Linked DNA regions of Mus musculus: region 1 is linked to region 2. Evidence: chromatin loops called from intact Hi-C (ENCODE). Cell type or tissue: left cerebral cortex. All regions are shown on one strand. Links, peaks and the distances in the headings refer to the core of each region. The heading gives the core; the rest is flanking DNA. Region 1 overlaps Klhdc8a (kelch domain containing 8A). Region 2 overlaps Cdk18 (cyclin-dependent kinase 18).

Evidence for each region. Peaks named below come from ENCODE experiments on the same cell type or tissue, not always from the same donor. Only the 100,000 strongest peaks of a DNase experiment are listed, where the experiment ranks them.
Region 1: it touches region 2 in a loop (6-fold over the local background); 8 of 42 quality-filtered maps call a loop at or near these places.

The regions. Positions count from the first base shown.
Region 1 is chr1:132,302,796-132,311,601 of GRCm38, reverse strand. It overlaps Klhdc8a (kelch domain containing 8A), which reads right to left. Exons shown (of 5, transcript NM_144810.5): 3 at 8,447-8,662; 4 at 7,772-7,873; 5 at 4,245-7,003. The coding sequence ends at 6,810. Among named protein-coding and RNA genes, the nearest start is that of Klhdc8a, 8.6 kb to the right of the region's middle. In left cerebral cortex, for the core only: a CTCF peak has its summit at 5,220 (motif pointing right); DNase peaks (open chromatin) are centred at 3,446 and 5,218.
Region 2 is chr1:132,116,705-132,125,510 of GRCm38, reverse strand. Cdk18 (cyclin-dependent kinase 18) reads left to right here. Exons shown (of 16, transcript NM_008795.2): 2 at 3,051-3,199; 3 at 3,395-3,474; 4 at 3,938-4,063; 5 at 5,487-5,543; 6 at 6,297-6,411; 7 at 6,567-6,661; 8 at 6,928-6,990; 9 at 7,638-7,761; 10 at 7,909-8,029; 11 at 8,530-8,627. The coding sequence starts at 3,076. Among named protein-coding and RNA genes, the nearest start is that of Gm37120, 19 kb to the right of the region's middle. In left cerebral cortex, for the core only: a CTCF peak has its summit at 4,157 (motif pointing left); DNase peaks (open chromatin) are centred at 1,867, 3,423 and 4,126; H3K27ac peaks cover 802 bases.

The sequences.
Region 1 (8,806 bases), core at 396-8,395, 190 kb before region 2:
TGCGCTTTAGGCAGGTGTTAAACGCTACAGGATTCCTCTAGTGGGCCCCCCAGATCCCGAGTGCTTTCCATGGGCTCCCTGAGTGGTTCCACCGCAGTAAGTCACCCGGGACCGTTGACGCCTGAGACTGTGTCAGTAAAAATAACTCCTGTCTCTCTAGCTGTCAACACTCCAGTGCACAGAACCTTAATGCCTCTTCACTGAGCCTTGGGTTAGGTGTTGGGTGCATTGGTAGTTGATGCAAATGAGGCAGGAAGCACAACAAGGCTGAGTGGGAGTCAGAGACAGGGCTGGGTGATGTGACTGAGCCTCCTTAAGCCTAATTGCCCTAGTGAAACCCTGAACTTGGAAGTGGCTTTATAGAGAGTTCTAGGCTCCCCAGCAGGTGGGGCTTATCGCAAGGGACACTGCAGCTCAGGGCCCAGTAGCTTCACTTCATATAAATGAGAGAATATGTTCTTCCTGTCAGTTCTGCCTCCATTCCCAGGAGTGACTAGGAAATATATAGAAGGGATATGTGCCTGGATTTGAGGGGCGATGTCTAGTCCCCCCTCTCTGCCTTGTGCCCAGTTGGCTCCTGCTGCCAACACAAGTCCTTGGGCTTCCAAGCTGATCCTGGAATGTTAACCCCAAGCAAAGCACATTCTTTAGCCGGGTCAGCAGCTCCTGGCCCTGGGTAAAGGAAGGTGGGAGCCAGCATTCCTCCGTCGTGGCCCTGAATAACACCGGTACAGTCTGGTATTCGGGGGTGGCTATTGCAAGCTGGATTAAGGAGCCATCATCACCAGAGATCATAAACTGCTGACCTAGAAGTCCTATGAGAGCCTACGCTGTGGGAGCAAGTCCATAAGCAAGGGGATTTGAAGTTCTGCTTAGTTTCTGACCTGGTTCTGTGTCTGTCTTCTGTAGGGAAGAACTGAAGCAAGAAAGCAGGCAGGGGGGCTGGTGAGACACCCGACTGCTCTTCTAAAGGTCCTGAGTTCAAGTCCCAGCAACCACATAGTGGCTCACAACCATCTGTAGTAGGACCTGATGACCTCTTCTGGAGTGTCTGAAGACAGTTGCAGTGTACTTACATATAATAAATAAATAAATCTTTAGAGAGAAAGAAAGAAAGAAAGAAAGAAAGAAAGAAAGAAAGAAAGAAAGGAAGGAAGGAAGGAAGGAAGAAAGAAAGAAAGAAAGAAAGAAAGAAAGAAAGAAAGAAAGAAAAAAGGAAGGGAGAGAGAGAGAAAGAAAGGAAGGAAGGAAGGAAGGAAGGAAGGAAGAAAGAAAGAAAGAAAGAAAGAAAGAAAGAAAGAAAGAAAGAAAGGAAGGAAGGAAGGAAGAAAGAAAGAAAGAAAGAAAGAAAGAAAGAAAGAAAGAAAGAAAGAAAGAGAGAGAGAAAAAAGGAAGGAAGGGAGAGAGAGAAAGAAAGAAAGAAAGAAAGAAAGAAAGAAAGAAAGAAAGAAAGAAAGAAAGAGGGCAGGGTACAGTTTCCTCTCACAGTCAGTGCTTTCTCTGAGCTTCTGAATTTCTGACTTTAATTGCTCTGTGCTATACCTATAGTTCCCACCTGACAGGCTCTCTGGGATGTCCTGGGACACATGGGTTAGTGACAGCATCACAACCTGAAGAGACCTCAGAAAACTGTGGCTAGAGGACTAGAAAAGGAGTGGCTTACATTTGCCACGCACAGAGGGGTGTTCAGGGTGGACGGGACAGGCAGATGGGGAGGGGCTGAGGAGAGAGGGAGTCTGGAGTGCTGAGTGGGAAGGGGCAGGCTGGAAGGATAGCCTTTATGGGGAGCTGAGGCTGGGGCTTTTATGAGGGCTGGGAGGCTGAAGGGAAGGTTGAGTTACTGAGCCTTCAGTCAGATTTATAGCCAAGATCTCCAGAAGGGTGGGGGGAATGCAGTGAAAGTCTGGGCAGAGAGGGTACTAAATATTTCGTGTGGTGATGGGGGTGCAAAGGAAGCCAGTCACTGTGTGAGGGAGAGGGTCTGCCTAGGGTGGAGCCTGCTTCACTAAGGCTCTAGAAGCTCCTGTCCCAGGTCCAACAGGAACAACCTAGAAAGGAAGGCCCCAGTCATCCCCCTTCTTCAAGTCGGGGCTGTGGAGCAGGGGATTCTGGGAACGAGAGTTATATGTCATTGTTTTCTTACATTTGTTTACTTTTGAGATGGAGAAAAGGACCAAATGCTTATTTCCTGTTGAGCAGTAGGCACAATGATTCCAAGTCTTTATCTTGTCCAGGTGAGCGAGCAGGGTGGACCACCCCAAAACGGTGGCCACCTAATCCAAGGTTAACCAGAAGAAAAGCTTCACGAACCCAGGGAGCCCCCACAAACTCCAAGGCCACTGGCGGCCAGCCTGGAGTCCAACCTGGCTGTTCCTTATGGCATAGGCAAACAAGAAGGCAAATTTTAACTCTCCACAGCCTTCAGACCCTGCATGCACCAAATGTCCAGACACTTCTCTGTCTCTATCCATCCTCCCGAAGACCCTCTGAGTCATCTGTGAGTTATTTCCTCTTGGAAGGATGGAGGTAGTGTGCGCGCGCGTGAATACACACACACACACACACACACACACACACACACACACACACACACAAGCTGTCTATGCAAGAGAAGAGGTCTTGTCAAATTGGGGTTAGGGTGGGGCTTAGGCACTGGGTCCTTCTTGGCTCATCCCCAGGGAAAGCCATCTGAAAGGACAATCTGCTGTTCACTTATCCGTACTCTGCTGCAGCCTGTGCTGGCACTGTGCAGGGTATCAGCCAGGTACTAGGCAGAGAGGGCAAATGAGGAAGGTCGGGTAGTCCCTCCATGGTGGAGCTCGGCAGCTTTCTCAGGAGTCAGAGTACAGAATACCTTTAGGCCTGATTCCTCACTGGTAACACAGAAGGATCTCAGCCCAAGTGTGTTTCTAAAAGTTCCTCTAGCCCCAGTGGCAAACTGTGGTATGGAATCATTAGGGGGAGAAGTGATGATACAGAGGGGACAGGGCAGGGCAGGGCAACAGATGACCCTGACTTGGCAAGAAGCACAGAACGCTGTAGCCGTCCATCCTTCAAATGATAAAGATTCTGGGTGTGGAGACATGGCCAAATGGTTGAATTGAAAGGATTCTGAGCTAGGCGTGGTGGCCGGCCTATGCCTTTAATCCCAATGCTTAGAAAGCAGAAGCAAGTAGATCTCTATGGGTTCAAAGCTAGCCTGGTCTACATAGCAAGTTCCAGGCTAGTGGAGGTGGGGGCTACACAGTAAGACCATGTCTCAAACAAAAACAAACAAACAAACAAAAAACCGGGGGGATGGGGTGGGGATGGGAGGTAATTTTAAGTCTGGCCACAGCGGACAATTGAGAGCAAGTGTACATGAGTTACATGAGTGTGAAATCAAAGCTATGGGCATGACAGATGTCCATAAGGGGGCGTGTATGATGTGTTTGTAAAGATGTGCTTGAGTGTGGGTGGCCATTTGCATGAAAAGTGTGCACAGGGAGGCATGTCTGAATGAGAGGGTGGATGGTGAGTACGCGTGTAAGGGGAGCAGGGTGCAAGTGTGAGCGAGAAAGGAGAGTAGAGTACAGGCAGTGTAGATGTTGGGGAGGGGGGTTCTGGGGGCAGTGCCAGGAACTGGCTTAAGGCAGTCAAGGCACATAGACTGCATGTCTGCAGTGTTCACTCTCAAGAGTCTGTAGGAGCTGGATTATAAGCATTTTGTTCCATAGAACACACGAGGGCCCTGGGGCTTCTGAAAGGCAGGTACACAGCTGCCCATGCAGCCCAAGTAGCTTTAGCGTTTGAGAAACAAGTCATTGAAACAAAGAGGATCATAGCACAAGAGGAGCACAACTTTTCTCGGCATCAGTGTAGGGCACTCAGGGAATCCAGCTCTGGCCGCCGGCTGGCTCTCCCCCCTTCCCTGGGGACCGTGCCTCCTTCCACTGGCACTGTGATGGGGAAGGAATAAGGCCGGAGACCCACCACCAGAACATGGTCCAAGCTTTCCACTCTAAGCCTCAGCTCCCCTCAGGGTCAGCTCAGACCTTGCCTTGCCTTGGGCTCTTCCAGTCAGTGCAGGAAAAGTGTTGCTCTTGCGCTTTTCTCGGGAGGCCCGGCTCTAACCATGGGCTTGATGCAGGAGTTCAGGAGTCAGAAAATTCTTGTTTTCCCTGCCCTGCTCATTGAACTTGGTGTGATGGTGACCTTCATTTGCTCTTAATTTCCTGCATGCATGAAGTCTAGACTCTTCCACAAGGCATGTAGAGATTTTGTTGTGGATCTGCTGGCCTGCATTACAGTCTCATGTCCCCAGAAATGCCTCTGCATTCTTCCACATGCTCTCCCCAATATTTAAATCCTTTCAGTAGTCCTGATTTTGAGGGGATGGGGTGAGTCGGGGTCTCTCCATGTAGCTCTGACTGTCCTGGAATTTACTATGTACACCAGGCTGGCCTCAAACTTACAGAGATCCCCCTGCCTCTGAGTGTTGGAACTAAAAGTAAGCATCGTGTCCAGTTTCTGACTCTGGAAGTCTGAGTCTCATTATGTTGCCCAGCTGGGCATCAACCCCCTCCTGTGCTCAGCGCTGACCAGGGTACTGAAGCAGGTACTGTACCACCTTGTGAGACAGACTGGGAACTCAGGAGGGTAAGGGACCTTCTGAAGGGTGTGGTGAGGGGAGGCCTGTGGCAACTGGATGTGTGAGGCCTGAGGCAGGTCGTTGGCTGTGCTCCCTCTGAGATGTGAGGCATATAGAACCACACGTTTTAACACAGACATCAAGGGCTTCCCTCACCCCTCACTGAGGTATCCCTAGTCTTCCCACAATGGACCTTGGGCAGGGGTGACCCTAACAGATACCAGCTCCAGCTTTAAATTGCTCTGATAAGGTCAATATCTAATTCAACCTCATAGAACCTGCTGGGCCTCTAAGGTTCCAACTATCTTAAAAGGATCCAATTCTATCCTCAGATGTGGTATGGCTTGGCTCCTCTTGGGTTGGGAATGATATGGGCAGGACAGAAGTAGAGGTTGGAAAGGGAGAGGGAGCTTGCTCTGAGAAGCCACCTGTCCTCTGTAGCTCCCCGACTCTTTTTTTTCTAATGGTTAGTTCAGGGGTACTTAACGGTATTGGATCCATAAGCAATGGAGGTTTCTTTTGTGGTCTGTTCATTAGAGGCCACAATCTTCCGCTTCACCTCAGTGAGGAAAAAACTGCTAGGCCAGCAGGTGGCAGTGTCCTCCTGGCACCCAAAGATAAAGCCAACAACCCACCTCCCTTCATGATCCAGGTTTCACTAGGTCCTTGAAGATCCAGCGGGGAGTATGACCCCTACCACCACCAGAAAGAAGGGCCTCTGACCCCTGAAACCCTGATAGGCTATCCTCCAGCTCTGGCTCCTTGGGAGGCAATTAATCACCTGAGCCCTGCCTCTTCCACAGCCTGGGGGTCAGGGGTGGGGGCTGGGGAGTCATTATTCTTGGTGTCCTCAGGGCTAACTCAGAGCTAGTTCAGTTTGCTTTCTGTGCTGAGGATGGGACTCAGGTCCCTGAGCATGCTGGGTAAGTGCTCTTCCCCAAGCTAGATCCTAATCCAATATGAATGACTGGGAAGTAGCACAAAGAGCTGCTGTGTAGGCCAAAGGGAAGGCACATCCATCCATCCTTCTGACCCCCTTATGGCCACCCAATTGCTTTTAAGTCAATTAACAGGTCTTTCATCTTTTGCCTAAAATGAGCTTCAGCAGAATTGATCAAGGTTAGACATGGGTATAACCTAGAAAAGATTGAATGGTCACAACCTTGGCCAAACATATGTGTGCGTACCAAGAGAAGGAAAAACTGGTTGGTTTTCTCTTTGAGCTCTTTGAGAGTGGGACAGCTGTGGCCTAGGGAAGGTAGCACTCTTCAAGAGCAGGTGGCCAATGGGTCCCTCTTTCTCGGGAGAACACGGTGGGAGATGATCTCATGGGGTTTTCTATCTACAAACCAGGACCCTCCTGCCTTGTCTCCAGGGTCCAAAGAAGACAGGGATAAAGATGCCAATTGTTGTGCTGCTGTTATTAACCGGAGTGCAATTAATCCACCCTTTGTGGATTTGGAAGCCACAGTGTATGTAAATGAGACAGTTTCACGCAGAAACACTCTGAGAGCTGTTGGGACACAGAGTGGCCAGGCCTCAGGTCAGGAGAAGGTGGCAGAAGGCAGAATACAGAAGATATTGACACTCCATCATCACATGCCCAACTGGGACCTGAGAGGAAGAGTCTCTTCTGCCAAAGCTGTTGGCCTGGTGTGTGAGCCCCCAGCTTCCTTCCTACACAACTGCCCTAGCTTCAAGTGCAATTCCTGATAGGTAGGTGAGATCTGGGGCAGGTCTACAGTTGACTTCTATATGGGGAATGGATGTCAACCAAAGAGAAACAAGGGATTGGGGGTGCCCTGTTCTTCATTAGTTTATCTCTCACGACACTCAAACTACCTCAGAGATGGGGAAGGACAACAAGGATCTCCCTCTGGGTGGCAATGCCCTCCACCTCACGAGGTAGACGAGAGGAGGGAACTTTGCCCTGCTGTGTCTGAGCACTGAGTGAAGCTTCTCCCCAGTCCACAGCCCAGCACTGACTGACTGGCGGAGTCAGCTCTGCTTTCTGAGAGTGCAGGGTTAGAGAGAGGTCACTGAGAGCCCCAGGGCTTGACCTCTCTGTCTCTTCACAGGAGTAGGAGCCTGAGGAAGTAGTCCAAACTGCTTTGATGAGACCATTCCTCATGTCAGGATTGGAGTGATGCTGACCAGGCAAAGGTGCTGCTCCGGCCAGCTAGGAGTCAGAGACAAACAGTGCCTCTACCGCATCGCTCAGTCCCTGGCTGACACCCCCCACAGCCAGGAGGCAGTTCTTGAAGACAATGCTGGAGCAGGCACAGCGGGGCGTGGGCATGGGGGGGAGTGCCTCCCACTTGTTCTTCTCAGGGTGGAATGCTTCTGCTGTCTCCAGGACAGTGGGCTGGTTTCCTGAAAGCAACAGGGGAATCAGACCTTAGACCAAGGAGCCCAGCCACCAAGCCATGTCCCACAGTGACCATCTCCCAACCCAGAAGCAAAAACTTTGTCCCTTGTCCCTTCTTTTCCTTTTCATCTTAAAAATAGAATTGTTTTTTCCTGTCTTAGATATCAGAAGTTTTTAGAATACTTACTCCTGATTTTACACACACACACACAGCTTCCCTCATAATCTAGCCCATATAGTTGTTCATGAATGAGTATGTCTACACTGAGTAAACTCTGGTTGTTCACACACACACACACACACTGCCTTTATCACTGTGTCCTAAAGACTTCAGTGTGCCTCTAAGTCCCAGACTTTCCTTCAAAATAGCGGCAGCCTTTGAGAGGGCTCAAACCCAGAATTAGGAGCATCTATTTGATCACATGCTTTGCTATCCTAAAAGAGCTGGATGTCCACAATGGCGTTAGGTCAAGGAAAGATGAAGACTTTCCCTTTGTCTCTATCTATCCCCAGAAAGGGACTCAGGGACCTGGGTGCAGCCCAGGAGCTCATGTGTCCCTTATGATTTATAGCTCTCCATCTTCCTATTTCCAAATTGAAAGAACATATATGGGGCCCATGGAAAGGTCAAGTCCAGACCACACTGAATTCTTTGGAGTAACTCAGTGGGAGGTACGCATGGAGTCAGTACCATCCGTTGCTCCAGTGCAGTGCCAAGGACCTCCCAAGTCCCAGGGCCACAACACAGCACAGTGGAGATGCTCCATCCTTACCAAGGCCCCCAGCCACTATGACCCTTCCACTCAGACCACCAGCCACAAAGTCTGCCCGGCGTTTCTTGAGGAAGAATGAGCGTTCCATCTTCAGCCATCCCCCTGCAAGCCGCGCATAATGACAGGACAGAGAAAGAGGATTAGGCGCTAATGTTCTCTAACAAATACAGATGAATCCCATGTGGCTCTCACCCTGGTGGCCGCGCCCCTTCCATTCACCCTGGCATCCAGGGTGCAGGGAGCATGCCCTGTTGATTGAAATGACACCCTCTACCACTTGGGTCTTCTCGGGTGCTTGTCCCAGTCTAAAATACAGACTTCCCGTGAGCCCCCTGTTCTATTTAGATTTCCCACAGGAATCTGATTAAAGACAATGAGAGGAGTAATCAAGATTCCTGATTCTCCATCAGCAAAGGAAGAGGCCCTCCCTAAGCTGGTCCTGCACAAATACTGGGGATGGAGAGGAAAGGCCATAGTGAAAACAGACAAGCAGGCCAAAGGAGCCTTGAAAAGAATCTGACTCCAAGCATAGCCGTAAGTTAGGAAGGATGCTCAGACTTCAGAGAAGGCTGCCTGGATATGTAAGCAGCCAGCCCCAGGGAGACTGTCCTGATGGGGAAAGTGGGGACCAGTCAGAAGAGAGCAAGGAGCCAAGGGAATGGGGACCCAGCTCACCCTGTTCCATGTCGAACACATCCATTGTCCGGAGGAACTTGGGCTGCCGGTACAGACGGCCCTGGCGCAGGCCTCCTAGGCTGTATAAGTGGTTGTCCAGGGTCACAAAGCTGGAGAAAGCCCGTTTACAGGGAATGTTGGGGAACTTGGTCCAGGACCGAGACTCTATATCAAAGACCTCGAAGGCATTGACTGCATACTTAGATTGTCGTCCCCCTGGAGGTGGGGAGGTGGGGCAGGGTAGAGAGTAGAGGGTGAATTAAAAAAAAAAAAAAAAAAAGCAGTTCCTGAGAACAGAGAGGACTGGGCTTGCTCTTCTGTTATTCAGTCCTTTGAAAGACTCCTCAAGGCTAGGGCAAT
Region 2 (8,806 bases), core at 299-8,298:
CTGCTCTCTGCTCAGGTCAAGCCTTAAGCCTAAGAGCCTGGGTCCCGTTCTGCATTTCCAGCTTTTCCTCTTTGTTCCATCCCCCACTCCGTCCTAGGCCAGCTATTGGCTCTTTGCTCCTAACTGAACCCTAGAGCAGATGGGATTTTGGCTTGGTCCTTGTCTTGAAGAAGTCATCCACCCGGAACAAAAGCCTGGGTGTAAATCATGGCAGCTACTGGGAGATCCCTGAGCCAGAAATCCATCACACAATCCCATAAGCCCACACTATAGGATGACTGTAGGGAGAACTTTTTAAAGACGGCTCTGGTTGTAGAGCTGAAGCCATGAGCAGCCAAGGGCATGTGTCTCCTGCCTCCACTAGAATGGCCTTAGCCATGTGCCCCATGTCCCTTCAGCTATGGTCACACACACACACACACACACACACACACACACACACACACACACACAGTTCCCTTTGGCTTACTCCTAGAGTATAAATATGTTCTCCAGTCAGAGCAGGTCCTCTTTTATGGGACTCCTGCCACAGTATCTGTCTCCTTCTTGTATCCTCTGCAGGTCTGGGGGTTCCCCTCCTAACCCAGATGACAGTTTGGAAGAATGAGCTGACAGTTAGCCCTCACCTGAACCCCAGATCCTGCCAACCATGTCTCTACATGCCGGCTATTGGAGACACTGTCTTAAAAATATATCTTCTGCCTGTCTTGGAGGGATAAGCCTGTAATCGTAGCCCTGGAGAGATTGAGGCAGGAAGACTGGAAATTCAAAGCTAGCCAGGGCTACATCAAAATACCCATTGCCAAAGGAGAACGGGCTGGCACCATGGATCTGTGGCCGAGGGTGTCTGCTGTGCTTCCAGAGGACCTGAGTCCCCTGCCTAGAGTCCATACCAGACATCTCACTGATGCCTGTAACTCCAGTTCCAGAGGATCCACCTCCCCTTTCTGGCCCCCAGGGGTACCTGCATGCATGTGACATATATATATATATATACACATACACACACACACACACACAGGTATACTTACAAACACATATACATATATTTTTTAAAAATCTTAATAGTGAGGAGAAGGTGGCATTTTCCTCGCAAGGCCCTAGGTTCAGTCCCAAGCGTTAATCCCAGGCCCCAGTTCCAGAAGCTGGTGGTTTGGATTTTTTTTTCTGATGTTTCTGGTCATTCTGCCATTCAGCACACCTGGACAACAATGGACATGTACCCAGAGTGATCGCTGTCCTCCGGTCTTGCTGGGAATGAGAGTTACCAGGCAGGGTGTGACAAGTCTTCTTGTCACTGAGCCCATCTGTCTTCGTTGCCTCCTTAGAGCCTCTATGGGTCCTTTCAGCTAGATGCCACAGATAGGGCAGATAGCAATGTGGCTGTCTTCTGGGAGCTTTCTCCCAGAGTTCTGCAGAGAGCAGGCTGAGGCTGTTAGAAGAAATGAAAAGAGTAGGAACCCAGGTAGGCAAGACAAGGAAGTTGGGGAGAGCCCGCAGCAGAGTGCCATCGTTAACCGGAGTTCCTTGGGAACAGGGGTCTTGGTTAGTTACTGTAACCTCGTGTCTGGCACCGTGCTGTAATCAGGAGATGCTCCATCAGCCGTGTGCTGAACTGACTTGGACTGCAGGCTGCTCAGCAGAGGAGGGCTCAGCTGGCAGGGCAGATCAGAGCCTTCTGCTTGGAAAGGCCCAGGCCTGGGTCAGGAGAGCCTGAGGGCCCAGCTCAGTGGTGGTAGGGGCAGCCTGGAGCGTGGAGTGCCAGGGAGCGGACCTTTTCAAAGCTCATAGAGGATGGAGGATATGATCGTTAGGCAAAGCAAACATGTTACTGACCCATAATCCTTTAAACCAGGAGGATTCAGGAGGGGCCTGGTTGCCTTGGCAACTGGGTGCTAGCCAGCCGCAGGCCTGAGCATCCTCCAGAAGTGGCTTATAAGTAGGCCCAGGGAGGAGTGCAGGTGGCCCCTCCTAAACAGCCTTCCTAGTGCCTTCCTGGCTAGGATGGGGAGGTCAAAGGGTTATGTAGCCTCTGGTTTCTGAAGCCCCACTGTAGGTGAAGGCTTTGTGGGGCCCAGCAGGATGGAGATATGGTTGTGAGAGAGCCTATGAAGCAGGTGGAGGGATGAGCCTATAGGAAAAGCACGGTGGTTCATGCCTTTAATCCCAGCATTCAGGAGGCTGAGGCAAGTGGATCTCTCTAAGTTCTAAGCCAGCCTGGTCTAAATAATGAGTTCCAAACCAGGCAGAGATACGCAGTGAGACAATCTCAGAATAGAGCTAGAGGAGAAGGAGTGGAGGGAGGGACGGAGGGAGAGAAAGAGGAGAGAGAGAGAGAGAGAGAGAGAGAGAGAGAGAGAGAGAGAGAAGAACAAAGGGTCTACCTGTGGAAAACAGCATGCAGAGGGCCATAGAACAGGGCACCTTCTGCCCCACTGTGTCCTCAGCCCAGGGAATCCAGGCCTGCTCAAAGGACTGAAGCAACAGAGGGCCCAGCAGCGCAGGTTTCCCCTTTCCTGGGCTGGCTGAGTTTCCCACGCTGTCCCTGACTTGCACATTGCATCTGGAGCAGAGGTAGAGCTGGGCCATGCATTTACTGTCCTTTGATCTTCTTCCTAAGGATCCAGGATGAGCCAGAGAGGGGATGTGTTCTGGTATCAGTAAAAGGGATCATGGAGTTTGCAACCTGCTGACAGGTGGCCAGCAGCCACCAGCCAGTTAGGCTCCTTCAGAAAGAGCAGAGATGGCCCGAGGGCCATGCAGTTCAGATAACCTGCCCCAGAGATGTCTAGACCTCCTGCCCCTGGAGGTTGAATGTCTGAAGTGGCCCCTTGCAAACCTGTAGCTATAGCCATTGATGCTGTGATGCAGGGGAGGGAATGTTCATAGTCAGAAGATAGCCGAGACTCACTGGAGAAAGGAACAGGGTTAGAGCCTGCAATCACGGAGCTGTGGCTCTGGTCTGAGTGACCTAAGCATGCCCCGTGCAGAGCCTGGCTCCCATGGGTCCAGACTGTCCACATTGCCCTCTTCTCTCCTCTCTGTCCCAGGACCCATCTTGGACCCCTGCTGATCATGAACAAGATGAAGAACTTCAAGCGAAGGCTTTCCCTGTCCGTGCCCCGCCCAGAGACCATTGAGGAGTCGTTGGCTGAGTTCACTGAGCAGTTCAACCAACTCCACACTCAGACGAATGAGGGTGAGGGTCAGGCCACCTAGCTCTTTTCCACCCAGGCTCCCTGTGACCCTGATGACTAGCTGACATTGGGAAGAAGGGGTGGGGGTGCTCTGGGCTGTTCACATACTCTGGGTGGGAGGTAGGGACTGACACTTGTCCCACTCAGACATGCCACTCAGTCTTGTGGGCTGTCATCAGGCGCTTTCTCCCCCACAGATGGCACAGATGAGCCTGAGCAGCTGTCTCCTGGCATGCAGTATCAACAACGGCAGAACCAGCGCCGATTCTCCATGGAGGTGAGGGTGCCCCTCCCGGGCTCCATGGGTCACACACGTCCACAGCAGTAAATTTAGCAGGGTGGTTGCTGTAGAGCCTGCCACTGGGGGGCTCAAACTGGTGCAGCTTATGGTGGGGGTTCAGTGAGAATATATGTCAAGTGCTAAAACATTCTTGGTTAGACAATTGACTGTTTTTATAGCCCACATACCCGTGCCAAGAATAGAAAAAAAAAAAAAAAACTGTGCTTACAAAATTACATTGTGATGGCATGAGATTTATTTATGTTCTACTGTGGCCCAGAGAGGGGAAGAAACCTTCTAAAGGTCACACAGTAATCCTTGCAGGTTCATAAATGTACGCCCCTCAGGTAACTGTGAGCCTGAGGCTTAGCCTTCCTTATATGGACAGATAGATCCAGAATGAGAGGCAAGGACCTTCTGGGGCCAACATGATGTTCCCATCCCATCTCTGCCACCTCAGGACCTCAACAAGAGGCTCTCTCTGCCCATGGACATCCGCCTACCCCAGGAATTCCTGCAGAAGCTACAGCTGGAGAACCCAGGGCTGCCCAAGCCTCTCACCCGCATGTCCCGCCGTGCCTCCCTGGTGAGTCTAAGGGTGTGAGACACCAGTATGGCCTTCTTTGTGCCAGCTGAAGCCTACAGTGGTTTCCAGAAAGATTCCTATGCCTCTGGCGCCACCTGCTGGCCCCCTGAGGGTTTTAATAAGCGGTCTCTCTAAGTCAATGCATGAAGCCAAGTAGCCCCCAAATCCCCTGGGAACCCCAGGGTCTCCCTAGTTAAGGCCACTAAATCAGTGCTGGGACTCATGTCTGTACTCCCAGGATTCCTTGGGAGGCTGTTGCAGGAGTGTTAAGAATTCAAGGCTTGAGCTGGAGAGATGGCTCAGCGGTTAGGGGCACTGACTGCACTTCTAGAGGTACTGAGTTCAAATCCCAGCAACCACATGGTGGCTCACAACCATCTGTTAAGAATTCAAGGTTTACCTGGGCTATGTAATTCCTGGCTAGCCTAGGGTACGCTGTAAGACAGCCTCAAACAAATAAAACAAACAAAACAAAACCAGGAGTATCTGGATAGGGTTCAGGTTGTGTTTCACTATGCAGAGATGTGGTTCAAGGTTCTCCCTGGCCTCACCATCATGGACATAAGCATGGTCACCCCCAAAATAGCCACTGTGTGCGTCCACAAGTTCACTGGTGGGAACAAGGTCTAGAGAGCAGCTAGACTTCCTTACCAGTGATCTTTGATGGAGAGAGATAGGCAGTCGATACTCTGTGTCCAGCGCCTTGAAGAAAATTGATGAGGGAAACATTTTCCTGACTAATGAGAAAAAACAAACAAACAAACTCACACCTCCCCAAAGGAGGGAAACCCCCCAGCTATGGTCATCTCTTCCTGCCAGAAGGCCACACAGTATATTATATAGCACATATATGTTATATAATGCTTGATAAAAATGAAAGACCTCCCAAATAAAACAAAACAACAAACAAAAAGCCAACCACAAAGAAACAAAAGACTCACCGACACCCCCACCTCACCCCCAGACTTTAGGTCCCAGCTGCCCGTTAGGAGCGTCTAGCTCTGGCAAGTGGGTCTCAGCTCTATCTTATTACGACGACGCGTCTTATCCTGAGCTAGACGAGATGAACTGATGACTAGGGAACTGGGCTCTGAAGTGGACCCCCACATAGTAGAGAGTGACAGAGGAGCTAGCAACCTGAGCAAGAGAGCCCGGCAGGCAGGCAGGTAGGCGGCGGGCGGACAGGCCGGGCAGCTCAGTGTACTCATATCCGACTCTCGGAAGAGGGGCCCCCATTTCCAGAGGATCTTCAGCATTCACAAGGATGAAGGGAGAGGAGAAAAAGGAGGGTTTGAAGCTGTCCTTGCTTGAGATGTTAGCCTTGGTTCCTCTCTGTACAATGGGGGTGTCTCACTTCCTTCACTTTGACTAGGAAGGTCTGCTGGGGCTTTGAATCTCACCGTCCCCTGTGTCTCCTTCCCAGTCAGATATCGGCTTTGGGAAACTGGAAACATATGTGAAACTGGACAAACTGGGGGAGGTAAGAGACCAACATTGCTCTCTCTGGCAGCAGGTAGGATGGTTTTGACTCTGTTCTGCCCCCCCCCCCCCCATGCCTCCTGGTTCATGGAGTCACACTACTTGCCCAAGCAGCCTGCCTAGCTTCCAGAGCTGGTGTTAGATGCCCTATGCCCTGCTCTTGAAGACAGAGGTCTCTGCACAGGATCTAGTCTTTCTCCCCCCTTTCAAATAGCTATGGTTTGGATTTGAATCCTATGTCTTCCACTTGCTTGCTCCATGACCTTAGCGTGTCCTGTGCTCGCTCTCTCTCTCTTCATGCCTCAGTTTCATTCTCTGTCAAAGGATGAAAATAACTACTGTTGGGGGTATGGAAGGGTACCAGGAGAAGCTTATGTACGGTTCTTAGTGCCTGGCACACAGCAAGGACACTGTTATTAAACTGCTTTGGTGTCCTGTGTCAGGGTTGGTGGCCTGGAGGGGGTATAGGTTTATGAGACAGAAAAGTGGCTACATCACCATAATCTAAGAGCAAGGCAGAGTTATGCTAAGAGAGAGGCCGCAACATGGGAACAGAGGGACAAACGCAGTCCGTTCCAGCCGGGGACTCGATAGGGACACTTTAAGAGAAAGCAGACTTTGGAGCAAACAGAATCTGAACAGAGGGCACCCAGCTTGCTTGAATCCTAGCCCAAGCTAGGATGTAAGAGGTGGGGCTGGGAGGGAGAGTGTGAGCAGGATGATCTGGGGCTGACCAGGGATTCCCCTGTCGCAGGGTACCTATGCCACCGTCTTCAAGGGACGCAGCAAGCTGACAGAGAACCTCGTGGCCCTGAAGGAGATCCGGCTGGAGCATGAGGAAGGGGCGCCCTGCACTGCTATTCGAGAGGGTACAATGTCCGGGTCTGCACCCCAGGCCTCTGGGACAAGGGGCTCAGCAGCCTGCACCTGGTGGGAGCCTGGGTGGAGGGCCATTGCTGGCCCCAGGAAGGGATAGTGGGAGGTACTGGTGGGCCTGGGGACCCAAGTGGTCCTGTCTCCCCAGTGTCTCTGCTGAAGGACCTGAAACACGCCAATATTGTGACCCTGCATGACCTCATTCACACAGATCGGTCCCTCACCCTGGTGTTTGAGTACCTGGTGAGCTGGACTGGGGCTCACCCCTGAGGGTGGGTGAAGTGGGGTGGGGAGGAGAGAGAGTGAGGGAGTGGGAGGGATGGGCTGAGGGAAGGACCCAAGCCTTTGTTTGCCAATTAAGTTCTCATGCGGAAGTGGGCCAAGGATTCAGGGCCAGGGTACTGTGCCACCAGCAGGCATGGGCCCAGACAGGACAGGGCTTCCTTTCAGCCTGAGCCTGGACCACCAGCCAGGCAGAGGACAGGCCTGAACCTGTCTGTCTGTTCCAGGACAGTGACCTGAAACAGTACCTAGACCACTGTGGGAACCTCATGAACATGCACAATGTCAAGGTGAGGGGCCTGCCTGCAGAGACCTTCCCATGACAGCCATCTGCCATAGAACCCAGTTTAGGACGCTTCCTTTGTCACCGACTGCTGAGGTCACTCGGGAGCCTCAAATGCAGGGAAGAGGAAAGGGTCAGTGTAGAGGCCATCTGAGCACCCCAGCCAAGAACACAGACTTACCATCCTCTTCTGTCTAGCTGTGGATACAGAGCCCTCTCTAACTGAATACCAAGCCTGAGTTTACCTGCCAGAGGGAAGAGAGGCTTCTGAGAAGCTGTGTGTGTGTGTGTGTGTGTGTGTGTGTGTGTGTGTGTGTGTGTGGCCAGTTCTGGTACCTAAAGACCAAGCACATACATCCCCACCTATGGGACCCTTACTCTGCTCTCCCACCTCACGTCTTAGGGACTGCTCCAGCCTCTTCTCACTCACGGCCTCCTCTCCATCCCTGAACTCTGCCCCCATATGCGATTCTCTGGTGTCTACAGGTCCTCGGGTGGCCTACAGGGTGGGCCTTCAGGGTGGGCGACAGAATTGGGGAGCCTTCCTAGAGACTTGTTCTGGTCCCCGTTCCTCTCCAGCCTGAGACAGAGGCGTAGGGTCTCCCACGTGGGACCTAGTCCCACTAAGCTGCTCATTCTTGCTCTCTCGGCCAGATATTCATGTTCCAGCTGCTCCGGGGTCTGGCCTACTGCCACCACCGCAAGATCCTGCACCGGGACCTGAAGCCCCAGAACCTACTCATCAATGAGAGGGGCGAGCTGAAGCTGGCCGACTTTGGTGAGGCTGATGCCAGGGTCAGGTTGGCAGGAGGGTCTGACCCCTGGGTTACACGGCCTCTTCAGTGTGCAGGAATGCTGGGGGATGTCTGAGTATAGGACCCTTTAGGACCCTTTAGCGGAGGTCTAGTAACATGTCTGTTCCTAGGCCTGGCCCGGGCCAAATCAGTGCCTACAAAGACCTATTCCAATGAGGTGGTGACCCTCTGGTACAGGCCCCCAGATGTGCTGCTGGGATCCACAGAGTACTCCACCCCCATTGACATGTGGTGAGTGAGCTGCAGACAGGAGTGAACCAGGCCATCCGTACCCTTAGGCTTCACGTCTCCCTGATGTGCTGCTGTTAGCAAATGAAGTCTGAAATATATCAGGTTCTCCAAGCTTATAGAGCCTCTAACGCTATAATTCTGAGGTGGTTCCCAGGGGGGTGGAGGTGGGAATTACCAGAGGGTAGATGGATGAGGCCTCCCCTGGAACATCTTGGAAGGGGACATACTATTTTATTGTTAAAATGTACGATTTGGTGTAAAATGAAAACCAACTCAACTTTAAAGTCAGCACAGGTGTCTGGCCGAGCCCAGGGCTCCTCGGAGACTGAGAGTATTGAATCTTTTCCTGCCTAGCAGTTAAGGGGACGCAGGCCTCACAAAGGGGGTCCGTAGTGGGGGTTGGTTTTACAAGCCTTTCAAGCCCCATTGGACCCCTCACATAGCAGCCTTAGGAGGCGTGCCTGCTCTTCCTGGCCTCAGTGTTGCCCTTACTTCCGCAGGGGCGTGGGCTGCATCCTCTATGAGATGGCCACCGGCAAGCCCCTCTTCCCGGGCTCTACTGTCAAGGAGGAGTTGCACCTCATCTTCCGTCTCCTAGGTTAGTTTCTTTCTGTACGCTCCACCTCGTCACCAGGGGGCGCTAGAACTCTGTCTACCCAGAAGCACCGAGGTGGGGGGCCTGCTAGCTTTGACTACTCTGCTTTCTTCTTCAATGTTGCTCCCTCTCCATATCGGCCTCGGCCCTTCACTTATACTTCTTACCCGGTCCCACGTCTC